Regions from separate parts of the Homo sapiens genome. Here region 2 is linked to region 1. A link is an interaction called in ENCODE POLR2A ChIA-PET data of the cell type or tissue named here. Cell type or tissue: A673. All regions are shown on one strand. Each heading gives the region's core, and the rest is flanking DNA. Links, peaks and the distances in the headings are about the cores only. Region 1 overlaps SLC24A3 (solute carrier family 24 member 3). Region 2 overlaps SLC24A3 (solute carrier family 24 member 3).

Region 1 (5,374 bases), core at 205-5,204:
ATCCCATTGCCCAATGCATTTCCATCAATAACTTTTGTCTTCTATTATCTGATCATTGATTGGTTCAGATGCTCCTTGCCTGTGTTCTCCCATGGGTCTGTGAGCTCTAGAAGGGAAGAAACCTTTCCTGTTTTGTTCACCTCAGTATGCTTTGTGCCTGCCGCTAAAAAGCAGTGAATGGAAGTCCACATGAAATCAATAATTCGGTTTCATGACTGTGTCTCAAATGCTACCCAGAGTTTGTGCTGTTTCAACTCACCTTGTCTTTGGTGTATCTGGTGGCAACTTGTGATACTCATTCATCCATGCATCCATCTGACTACCCAGGCACCCCTAGAATAGTCCCTGAGCACGTTTGTGCCAGCTGAAGGGCCCTGTGAACTCTGATCATATACTCATCCTCCCCTGCCCTGCATCAAGGGCAGGATATCAGCTAGCCAGGCCCTTATCGAAGATGCTTCAGCCCTTACCATATGTGACACTACTGTTGGTGCTGCAGATGCAGTAAGGAACAGGCAGAGACGGGCTGCATTCTTGGGGAGCTCACAGCCTAGCACAGTGATTCCCTCAGCAGAAAAAATGCGTGATGTGTCTGCTTAGACACATCATGCATTTCACTGTTGCCAGGGTTGGGGATGGTCGATGAATATGCCTCTTCCTGTTGCCCTTGGCCTTGCTGTTTTCTTACTCTAGCTTGTGAACCTAGAAGACCAGCATTTTACACTGTTCCTGGGGGCAATGGCTGGCAGTTTACTGGGATGGCACATTCCTTCTGCTCAGAGAGTGACTCATGTTCAAAACTGCACCAAATCAGAGTCTACATTTTAAATGGTGCCATTTTCTTCACAGAGTGCAATGTCTTAATATTTTTTCACGGCACTATGCTATCAGTGCTTGCAGGGGTGTCTTCCCTGAAAACTCTTTATAACACAGTAACTTCTCTCTCATGTACTTTCTTTAACGCTTACCATGCTGTATTGCTTTTTCATAGCATTGGCCACCACTTGACTCCATATATCTTCTCCCTATCTCACTATCCCACTATCCCACTATATTAATATCTTACTCTCTCTCCATCTATCCATCCATCCATCCACTCAGCCACCCACCCACTCACCTACCTACCAATCTATCACCTCTGTTGAGTATTTAACATCTCGAAGCCTGCTACTAGAATGTAATTTTTTCTCTAGTGCCTCTTCAGTGCCTGAAACTGTGCCTGGCACATAGTAGGCTCTCAGTAAACATTTGTTAAATCAGTGAATGAGCTTACTGCCCAAAGAAGACTATAATAAACATTTCTCCCTAGAACACAATCAGTGGACTATGACCCTGGCTTTAAATTCACAAATAACTACGAGACAAACCACCTTTAATTCACATTATTGTGTACAGACAGGCCTGCATTTTTAGATTCTAGGAGGTCTCAGGCCTCAGGTCCTGGTGTGGTTCAGGCCATAGCCACCTGGACTGTAGCTGCTTGGACCTAGGGCATGAAATCTGGTCTGCTCTGTCACTCCCTACATGGTGACCTGTGTAGGGGGTTGATAGGAGGGAAGACCAGGGAGTCTTCAGTGGACACCAGTCGAAGGAACAGAGGTGGAAGCCTTCCCTGCCTGCTGCACATACACTTTTGTGACTTGCTAATGTCCTGTGTGCCCTTTTACCAGGGGAAGCTTTCCAGTGCTTTTTTGCCCAAGGGTGGAGTTCGAAGGCCATGACGGGAATCCTTCGCCTCCCCTCACTTGGTGTGCAGGCTGGCTCTGCCTGTGCAGAAAGGGCAGGTGTGGAGATGAGGGGTCTCTGTGCTAAGGCTAGGGGTGCCTGGGCCCACCCGGCAGCTGTTGTGGGGTTCAGGAGTGAATGGCCGGGGTCCAGCAGGAGAACGAGCTCAGCAGATGTCACATGTTGCAGCAGTGCGGAAGAAGGCATTTTCTGGGCTGCCAGTCCCTTTGCACCCAAGTGTGCCCCTCTGATTACTCACTGAAGTGGGTTGCATGGTGATAAGAGGGCACTGAGCTGTGAAGGAATGTTGAGGACAGCCACACTGTGGAGGGAGCTTTAGGGTATGAGGCCCTTGGTCTAAGCTGACTCTGGGAGCCAGCCTTGAGGAAGCAGTTACCCTGCTTTGCCTGTGTTGTTTAGCTGTATCCCTGCAGCCCTCAACGTCTCCCAACTCATTGGTTCTGTGACTGACACAGTACTCAGCCTCTCTGAGCCTTGGTTTCCTCTTTTCTCAACAATGTCTTTCTCCAGGAGTTATTGAAAGGATCAAAATGAGTTCACATATGTAACGCTGCGAGACAGTGCCTGCCACAAGGTAAGTACTGTAGGTGTGCTTGTTAAAGGGAAGCATAAATAAAACAAGCATCTGCCAGCCTGACTGGCTTTTGTCCTCACTATACTTAACCTTCAACTCAGGTTCAGCTACTTGCGGGGCAGAGGGGCCTGGATGCCCAGTCTCTACCTCCTTCTGTGATTTTGCTAAGGGGTGACCTGGCTTTGGTTCAATTAGCCCTGGGCTCATTTGGCAGATTCTTGCTAAGAGCCCCACTTGCCTGTGATAGGAGGCAGTGTGGGGAATGTGGTGTCATGGAAAGAAATGACATTTGTGCCCCAAAAATGGACTCTCATCTTGGGACAGTGCTCAGCTGCCATGATGGTAAGACTCTGGGCAACTTGTACATTGAAAGTCTTTGCCAGCCATGTGCGGTGGCTCACGCCTATAAGTCCAGCACTTGGGGAGGCTGAGGCAGGCGGATCATCTGAGGTCAGGAGTTGGAGACCAGCCTGACTAACATGGCGAAACCCTGTCCCTACTAAAAATACAAAAATTAGCCAGGCATGGTGGCAGGCACCTGTAATCTCAGCTACTCGGGAGGCTGAGGCAGGAGAATCGCTTAAACTTGGGAGGTGGAGGTTGTAGTGAGCCAAGATCGTGCCACTGCACTCCAGCATGGGCAACGCAGTGAGACTCTATCTCAAAAAAAAAAAAAAAAGAAAGAAAGAAAGAAAATTTTTGCCGAAGATGTAGGCAGTGAGTTTCAGAAGGTGAATATTCCTTCCAGTAATTTTCATGGTGCTCCTTGGAAGTGAGTTTCAAGAGAAACATGAAAATTACTCACTTTGAAGGAGCATGTGAAAACTACATGGAAGGAGTCCTCACCCCTGGCCACGAGAGGTTCCTGCTTTTCTCTTCACATTTCTGGAATGATGCATCTCAGATACATCCAGGTGTGCCATACTAAAGGGAAATGATTGCTTCATTTTCTTTCCCCCATTGCACCGTGCTGATTATGAGTACCTCTCTTGCAAACCTAAATCCAAGAAACAGAACTAATAAAACATTGCCATGATCAGTTTAAATCATTTCTAATGGCTCTACCCACTATTGATTTGGCTATGGAAATAAATTGGACAGAAGGACTCAGAGGAGTGCTTAGTCGAGTGTGATGATTTAGAGACTGCCTGGACAATATAATAAGAAGAGGACAAAACCCCTGACTAACAAATGGGCAATGATTTAAACAGATTTTTCACCAAAGAAGATGGCAAAGAAGCCTGTTAAAAAATGCCCAACATTATGGCTCGTCAGGGAAATGCAAATTAAAACCACAGTGACGTGCCACTCGTGCTCAATAGAATGGCTAAAATGAAAACAAAACAAAATAGTACTGATAATACTAAGTGCTGGTGATGATGTGGGGCACCTGGAATCCCACATGTAGGTGGTGGAAATACAAATGGTTTAGCCACTTTGCAAAGCTGTTGGTGGTTTCTTACAAACATACTTAGCACACAACCCAGTAATCCCACTCCTAGGTTATTTACCTGAAAGAAATGAGAGCATATGTCCACAGCAAGACCTAGAGTGCATCTGTGTGCAGTTTTTCCCTTGTGTTCCACCAGCCCAGGGAAAGCAGACATTGAGGCAGCACACGATAGTGCACAGGCTTTGTCCTGTAATCATTTATCTCTGCTTTTTATAATAAACTGAAAACTGTGTATTCGAGGTGGAAGTGATTAGATTCTTAGCTCTGGAGGGAAGGGAGAAATGGGTATGTGGTTCTTGATTAACCTAAACCAATTGAGTAACTAGTTCCTTTGCCACAATGATTGGTTCAGGGATGGTCAGGTAACCTGAGTTGGCTCAATCAGATTTTTGTTTGATGATGCTATGGGGGGATGGGGAATGAGATGTGGTGGCCAAGGAGACATCCTCTTTCTCTTTCCTGGCCAAAGTGGTATGTGTACCTGAGGCCTGAAAATGCTACAGCTATTTTCTGCCATTAAAAAAAAAAAACTAGTATGAGGAAGGAAACAGAGGAGATTAGAGATAAAAGAATCACAACAATGGGGCTGGAAGTCCTGATCAAGTCATACCTGATGTCCACTTTCCTTTGCATTTTTCAGAGACATCTATAAATTTCCTTCATTTAAGAAGCCAGTTAGAGTTGGGATTTTTTTTTTGTTGTTACCTGAAACTGAAAGCTTCTAATTAGTCTAGATGTGGATCTGAGAATGAATCTGACTTCAGGAGATCGTATCAAAGAAGTGGAACAAGCAAGACACACGTTTTGTGAGCCCAGATCAAAGCTAACACAGAGATCTGGGGTGAAGTTGTAGAGGCAATGAAAACAGAGCAGCACAGAGCCAGGTGGGTGGCCTTAGCAGAACTCTGGGCCTGGGACCAACAGCATCTGTCAGGGGGAGATCAGGTGTGGGGCCCTGTCAGGACCTGGCCTTGAGGGGGTTGGGGTGGGGATGGCCAGAGAAAAGAAACTATGAGGGGACAGTGCAAGAGACAGCCTCAGGCAGATGGTCAGTCATAAGACTGGGGCCTCAGCAGGACTGTCTACCTTTCCTGGACCAACTGCTGGAGGCTGCCTCTCATCCAGGGCCACGCTTGGTCTAGAACGTGATGAGAGCTGAGCCTGCAGATGGAGCTGAAGCAGGTGAGCTGCTCTTCTGATTCAGTTGGCCTTGGGCTAGGGCTGGGGCTCTGCTTCTAACAGGAATCTGCCTCCTGATGCCACAGCCTGCAGAAGATGCCGGGAGAAACCCAGTTTTACTGGGTGTGATGGAATTCACTGGCTGCCTCAGCTGGACCTGACCTTGGCCTTGGTCTACTCCTGCACTTCACATTCTGCTCTCTGCTACTCACAGGATCATGTACGGAAGCACGCTGGCTCCTGGATGAGGCCTTCTGCCACACCTGCCCTCTTGGTTTCTCAACAGATCACTTGCTCTCTTCCTTGCAATTTCATCTCCCTCCCTGGAATGGATGTTAGGCCTCCAGCCCCTATTTTTAGGTTTGGCAGCACTATGGGTGTGTGGTTTTTGGCCTCCCCTGTCCTCTGTCCCCAGCTTCTTG
Region 2 (5,374 bases), core at 67-5,066, 350 kb after region 1:
CCCCACACCTCTGGATAACCCCGTCCGTGTCCTACCCTAACAGCCACATCTCCGCTGCTCCACTTTGCCCACTGGCATGGTCTTTTTGGACATGGTTGGTTTGCTTTCCCTCAATCTACTGCAAGATCCCTGCAGGGCTGCAGAGACTTATTCAAACAGTAGGATCTAAATCTAGACCAACCCTCTTCACCGGGACAGGCTGAGAGAGGTGGTAGCCCGTGGCCAGCCAGGTTCACAAGTGGGAGGCGTGGCACTTGCTGCCAATGCCTGCAGATACCCTTGCCGGCCATGCACCCTGCTGCTGTGAGCTCTGGCTGCTCCTGGCTCTCAGCTTCCCCCATGTCCAGAGAAGCTGCCTTGCTTAGGAGTCACACATTTCCCCTGCCCCATGCGAGGGGCAGCCAGGGGCTAGTGAGTGGCTGACTGGGTCTACAAAAAGTGGTCCCATTGACCCAAGATAAGATCAACTGTGTGATGTTGTTGTGCTCCAGAGCACCCTGTGGGATCAGCCAAACCCAAGCAGAGACAACATCCCAACCCAACCTTCATCCCCAGCCTATCCTCCTTCCCTCCCTCAATTACTCACCTGCCCACAAATCAGGCTCACTAACCAGAGACAGTGGGTGACCCACAGAAGGAGGTCTGAGATTCCTTTTTCATTTCCACCTTCACAAGAGAGATGAGTTACTGCAGCAGCACCTCCTCTGGCTTCCCTGGCTTCCTGAGCCTGTCTGCACATACAGAGTTTTGTCCACTCTGAAGAGAGTTTTACTATCCCTGGAGTTCCCTGTCACTTAGAATTTGGAAACTCCTGGAAGGAGAAAACTGCTTTTACAATGCAAACTCACAATTCAGAGCTACTTCTCCTTCTAGAAGTAGGACAGTGTGGTATTGAGGGTCTGCATGTTATTTCAAAGCAACAGGAACCTCAGATGTACACCATTGAGGCTGCAATGGCTCACAAGAACATCACGAGCCTCTAGTTTCAGACACAGTTAGATAAACTCTAGTAGTCACAGCAGTTGTTGCAGTGTGACCTGAAGCCCCACTGGCAGTCATGTGGGTCTATGATGATTTTCAGTGGGAAAACGAAAAAATGAATGCTTTATTAATAAAGCTTTACTGGTCAACAGAATTTTCCAAGACATTGGCCATTTGGAAGAAACTAACAGAAGGAGGTATCAAAACCACCATGTTCTACCTGGTTAAACTGATCATCTCTGTTAGGCCCTTGGGGTTGGGCAGCCTGCAGGAAGACAGAAAAGACTCAGGACAACCGCAGATTGTGCTTCTCCCACTCCACAGACCATGGGGTCCCATACAGTCCAACGAGGGCCATAGAACTGAGGGGGCAGCTTCCCAGCCCTGGACTAGTGCCAAGGCTGCCCACAGGGCCCCTGGGTTGTGTCCAGGCAGTTTCCTCACCCATGCCTCCACTCCCCCTACTTCTCAAAGGCAAAGCCATCGAGGGGGACCTTTGAGATCCCTCAGGCTGGGAGCCAGGACCCTTGGGGTGAAAACAATGTGACAGGGTGGTGTGGATCAAATTGGTTACCTGCTAATATGACACACCTCTCTGGCCCTGCAGACATGCAATTGATGCGTGTCCAAGCTCCTCTGCCACACCCAGCTGAAGTGAATGGAGGAAGAAAGGGTCAGCCACCCTGGGGTCACCATCCTCTGATGGGCTAACAAATGTCCCGAAGAAGCACCCTCTTCTCCAACAGCACCCAGTGCCTCTTGTGTTCAGCTGGCCCCTTCCAGTTGCCCGTGCAGGTCCTCAGGTGAGCAGCGAGCCCTGTTCCCCATCTCCTAGCCCACCTGTGGGAGACAGCCTTGGGGGTGCCTGGAGAGGCTGCTGGCAGTGGGATCCCCAGTTGCAGGAGGTGGCACTAGAAAGGCAATGCACTATTTAGAAAACGCATCACCTGTTGCTTTTATCTGAGGGTACTGGGGCTGCTTCTCCTGTTGTGCTTCATACGGGCTTAGGCATCTCAAACACTGCACAAGGAGCATAAGAGAGGGATAGGGCTGTCTCCAGGCCTGGCCCAAGACACAGTAATTTTGGAAAGACTCATTCTTACTCTGTGTTGTTTTTTTTTTTTTTTTTTAAAATAAGCTTTTCTCAAAGAGCTCCAGTGATTGCATCACACTTCCTCCAGTGTAACTAACACTTTTCCCCACACTGTGATTCCCAACTGCATCCCAACCTTAGGAGTGGGTCCTCCCACGAATTTGGCAGGTGTGTGTGTGTGTGTGTGTGTGCATGCGCCCATGTGTGTGCTGGGTGAGGGATGGGAATAAAACTCCTTTTTTTGGGTGAAGTGGAGGGGAGAAGTGAAAGAGAAGGACAGGAGGAGGAGAAAGATCAATAGTAATACTGATGATCATTGTCGTCATTGTGGAAACAATCAGCCTCCAGAGGGCAGGAGGTGTGTCTTCGGTGTGTCTTGTCTGGCCATCCCCTTTGCATGCTGCAGAGACCCAACACCAGACCAGGGCGGGGACCAGGATGCCAGGGCACTGGCAACTGCTCCCTCCCCATGGTTAGGACTCTCTCTTGGTCTCTTGGCTGTGGGTTGCCAATGAGCCCTTTCAATCCAATAAATGTGACTGTGAAGTTCAAACCCAAGCATCCACTTTGCTTTAAAATCGAAGTTACACTTTAAATAGGTACCTCCATGTTGGAAAACTGTTTATTAGGATCTACTGCAGCCGAACATAGCATCCCCTCAGACCCTGCCATTCCACTCTGGAGTATACACCAGATCAAAATACATGCAAGTGATGGCGGAAAGGCATGAACAAGAATGTTCTGAGCTGCACAGCTCATTATAGATGAACAGTGGAAATCACACAAATGTCCATCAGTTCTCACAATAAAACTGTGAACGGCAACAATAATGAATAACCTACAACTAGACATGACGACACGGATGAATCTCACAAGCATAACATTCAGCAAGAAAACAGACACACAGATGACAAACGGCACAAGAACAGGCAGAGCTGCTCTCTGCTGTTAGAAGCTGGGACAGTGGTCACTCTTGTGGGGGGTGACTCGGAAGGACCATGTGCAGGTTTCAAGGGTGCAGATCCTGCTCTGTTTCTTAATTTGGCGGCTGCTGTCTAGTTAGTGAAAATTCATCAAGCTATATACACTTATGATAGATACCCTTTTCTGTACATATATTGAACTTTAAAAAAAGTTTTAAAAAAGTAACAAAATGAATCACATTCTCTCTGCACCAAAACCATCTTTGTCACTTCCTATTTGGGTTGAAAATAGAAAAGGCAGCAGGAAAATGTTACAGCCGCTCAGGCACCCGTAAAATCGACTGAAAGTAAAACCGACAGACGTGAAACTCAGGCCCAGGCTTAAATCAGAAGGCGAGGTGGAGGCTGCGAGGAAAAAGGGGGAGCAGGCTGGGATTTGATGAGAAGGAGGCCAAACCAAGAGCCCCTCATGAGAGCTGCATATCTCTCCTGCTCAATCTCCCTCTCACCAAGAGTGAATCTCAATCCAGCTGAATTCAGCCACAGGTCAATGCTCATGCTGTTGTCCATTCAATGACGACGCAGGAGAAGAGACAGGTCCTATGCATGGAGAGCAGGGGAAGGATCAGCTCAGAGCCCAGATTCCAGCCTGGCCCTGCTGGTGTTTGGTTGTCTCAGAGAGACTGGACCCAAGCTGTTCTGCAAGCTGGGTGGATGTTCTGCAAGCTGAGCTAGCACATGACGGGAACAGGTGCCGAACCCACAAAGCACAGATTCCCATGACTTGAAAGGGACGGCACACCAGGCCTTCTCAGAAGGTAATTCTCATGAAATCCCTTCTCAGGATGACTTACAGATGGCAAAGCAGGTGAAGATGGGCAGCTGAGGCAGGGGAACAGCAGATGGCCAGCCAGCTAACCAAATCCAGATGCACGACCCCGCCATCCACACCAGACACTGACCCCCGCCTGCAGGCCCAGGAGCACCAGGTGCTGAAATTCCTCCCAACTTCTCTTTCCATGGCAGAAGGAACTTCAGAAGGAAAGGAAAATGGATGAACATCTGCAGCTCCCGAAACCTAGAGGGTCTCTAAACTCAAAATGTGAAGAATCCTAATGAAACAGAGCTAATCAAATGTTTGTTGTGTTGCCATAATTTCTCATTGTCATCATTTCAGGCCAAGTGCTAAATAATGTAATGAATATCACATTTTAAAGTTCGTTGCAAGGCTTGGAAGTGTCCAGAGCTTAGGTAGTTCCTTGGAGAATAACAGCCCAGAAAAGAAGAGGGAAACTCTACCGAAAAATAGAGTGAGGTTTATAAACATGAGCCACCATCCCCAAGGGACACTCCCTCACTCCATCTCCACACTTGCATCCCTCTCTCTCTGTGGGTTTCTGCCACAGCTGTTGACCTTTCAATATGCCCTTGGTGCTCATGTTAAGTTTGTTTGTTTTTTGTTTGTTTTGTTTTGTTTTTGAGACAGGGTCTCACTTTGTCACCCAGGCTGGAGTGAAGTGGCGCAATCATAGTTTACTGCAGCCTCAAACGCCTGGGCTCAAATGATGCTGCCTCCTCAGCCTCCCCAGTGGCTGGGAATACAGGCATGCACCACCATGCCTGGCCAATTTTTGCATATTTTTTTTGCAGAGTTGCGGTCTTGCTATGTTGCCAAGGCTGGTCTCAAGCTCTTGGCCTCAAGCAATCCTCCCACCCCAGCCTTCCGAAGTACTAGGATTATAGGCATGAGCCACCATGACAAGCCTGCTTATTTTTTCTCTAAAACTAGTGTAGAGTGGAGGATAGAAGCATACTATGATATATGGGCCGGTCTATCAACCCCCTGGGAGGGACAGAAACTCCAAGCTTCTCTAGGAAGGCACTGCTGGCTTCCCCCTGAGCTGTCTTGTGGAATTAACCCATATCACTCACTATCAACACCCCTTGCACACTCCCACACTGCTCTTTAGGGGCACCTCACAGGTGGCATGAGAGTCTTTTGACTGTACATGCCCATTCTCCCTACTTGACTCTAGGTGCCTTCAAAGCAACGACTGTGTCCCATATGCTATTTAGACCCATATGTTACCAACAGAGCATGGCTCCCCAATAAAAGTTGGTTGAATTATATCAAATTAAATTATGAATAAATTCAAAAACAGAAAAGTTCGCCATGAGATAGAAGAAGTGGTCAGGACGTTGGAGTCAAATTAGGCCTTGAAATTTGTCTCATACATGAGCACTTCACAAGTGTTCAAAGAGTGAAACTATTTCTTTATTGGGTTTGTCACCCAGCGTTCATGCTGTTAAATGCATTTATGACCCATAGACACCTTGACCTTGAAGACTACAGACTGGCTCTTCATCTTCAAGGTAG

What was found. ChIA-PET counts read pairs that join two places held together with the same protein. Peaks named below come from ENCODE experiments on the same cell type or tissue, not always from the same donor. Only the 100,000 strongest peaks of a DNase experiment are listed, where the experiment ranks them.
Region 2: POLR2A ChIA-PET joins it to region 1 with 5 read pairs; 1 of 35 experiments calls an interaction of 5 or more read pairs at or near these places.

The regions. Positions count from the first base shown.
Region 1 is chr20:19,590,423-19,595,796 of GRCh38, reverse strand. All of the region lies in intron 6 of SLC24A3 (solute carrier family 24 member 3), which reads right to left. Among named protein-coding and RNA genes, the nearest start is that of RIN2, 170 kb to the left of the region's middle. In A673, for the core only: no CTCF peak of the experiment used is centred there; no DNase peak of the experiment used is centred there; H3K27ac peaks cover 699 bases.
Region 2 is chr20:19,235,858-19,241,231 of GRCh38, reverse strand. All of the region lies in intron 1 of SLC24A3 (solute carrier family 24 member 3), which reads right to left. It overlaps LOC124904879 (a long non-coding RNA gene), which reads right to left. Exons shown (of 2, transcript XR_007067552.1): 2 at 1-5,374. Among named protein-coding and RNA genes, the nearest start is that of SLC24A3, 26 kb to the right of the region's middle. In A673, for the core only: no CTCF peak of the experiment used is centred there; no DNase peak of the experiment used is centred there; H3K27ac peaks cover 2,140 bases.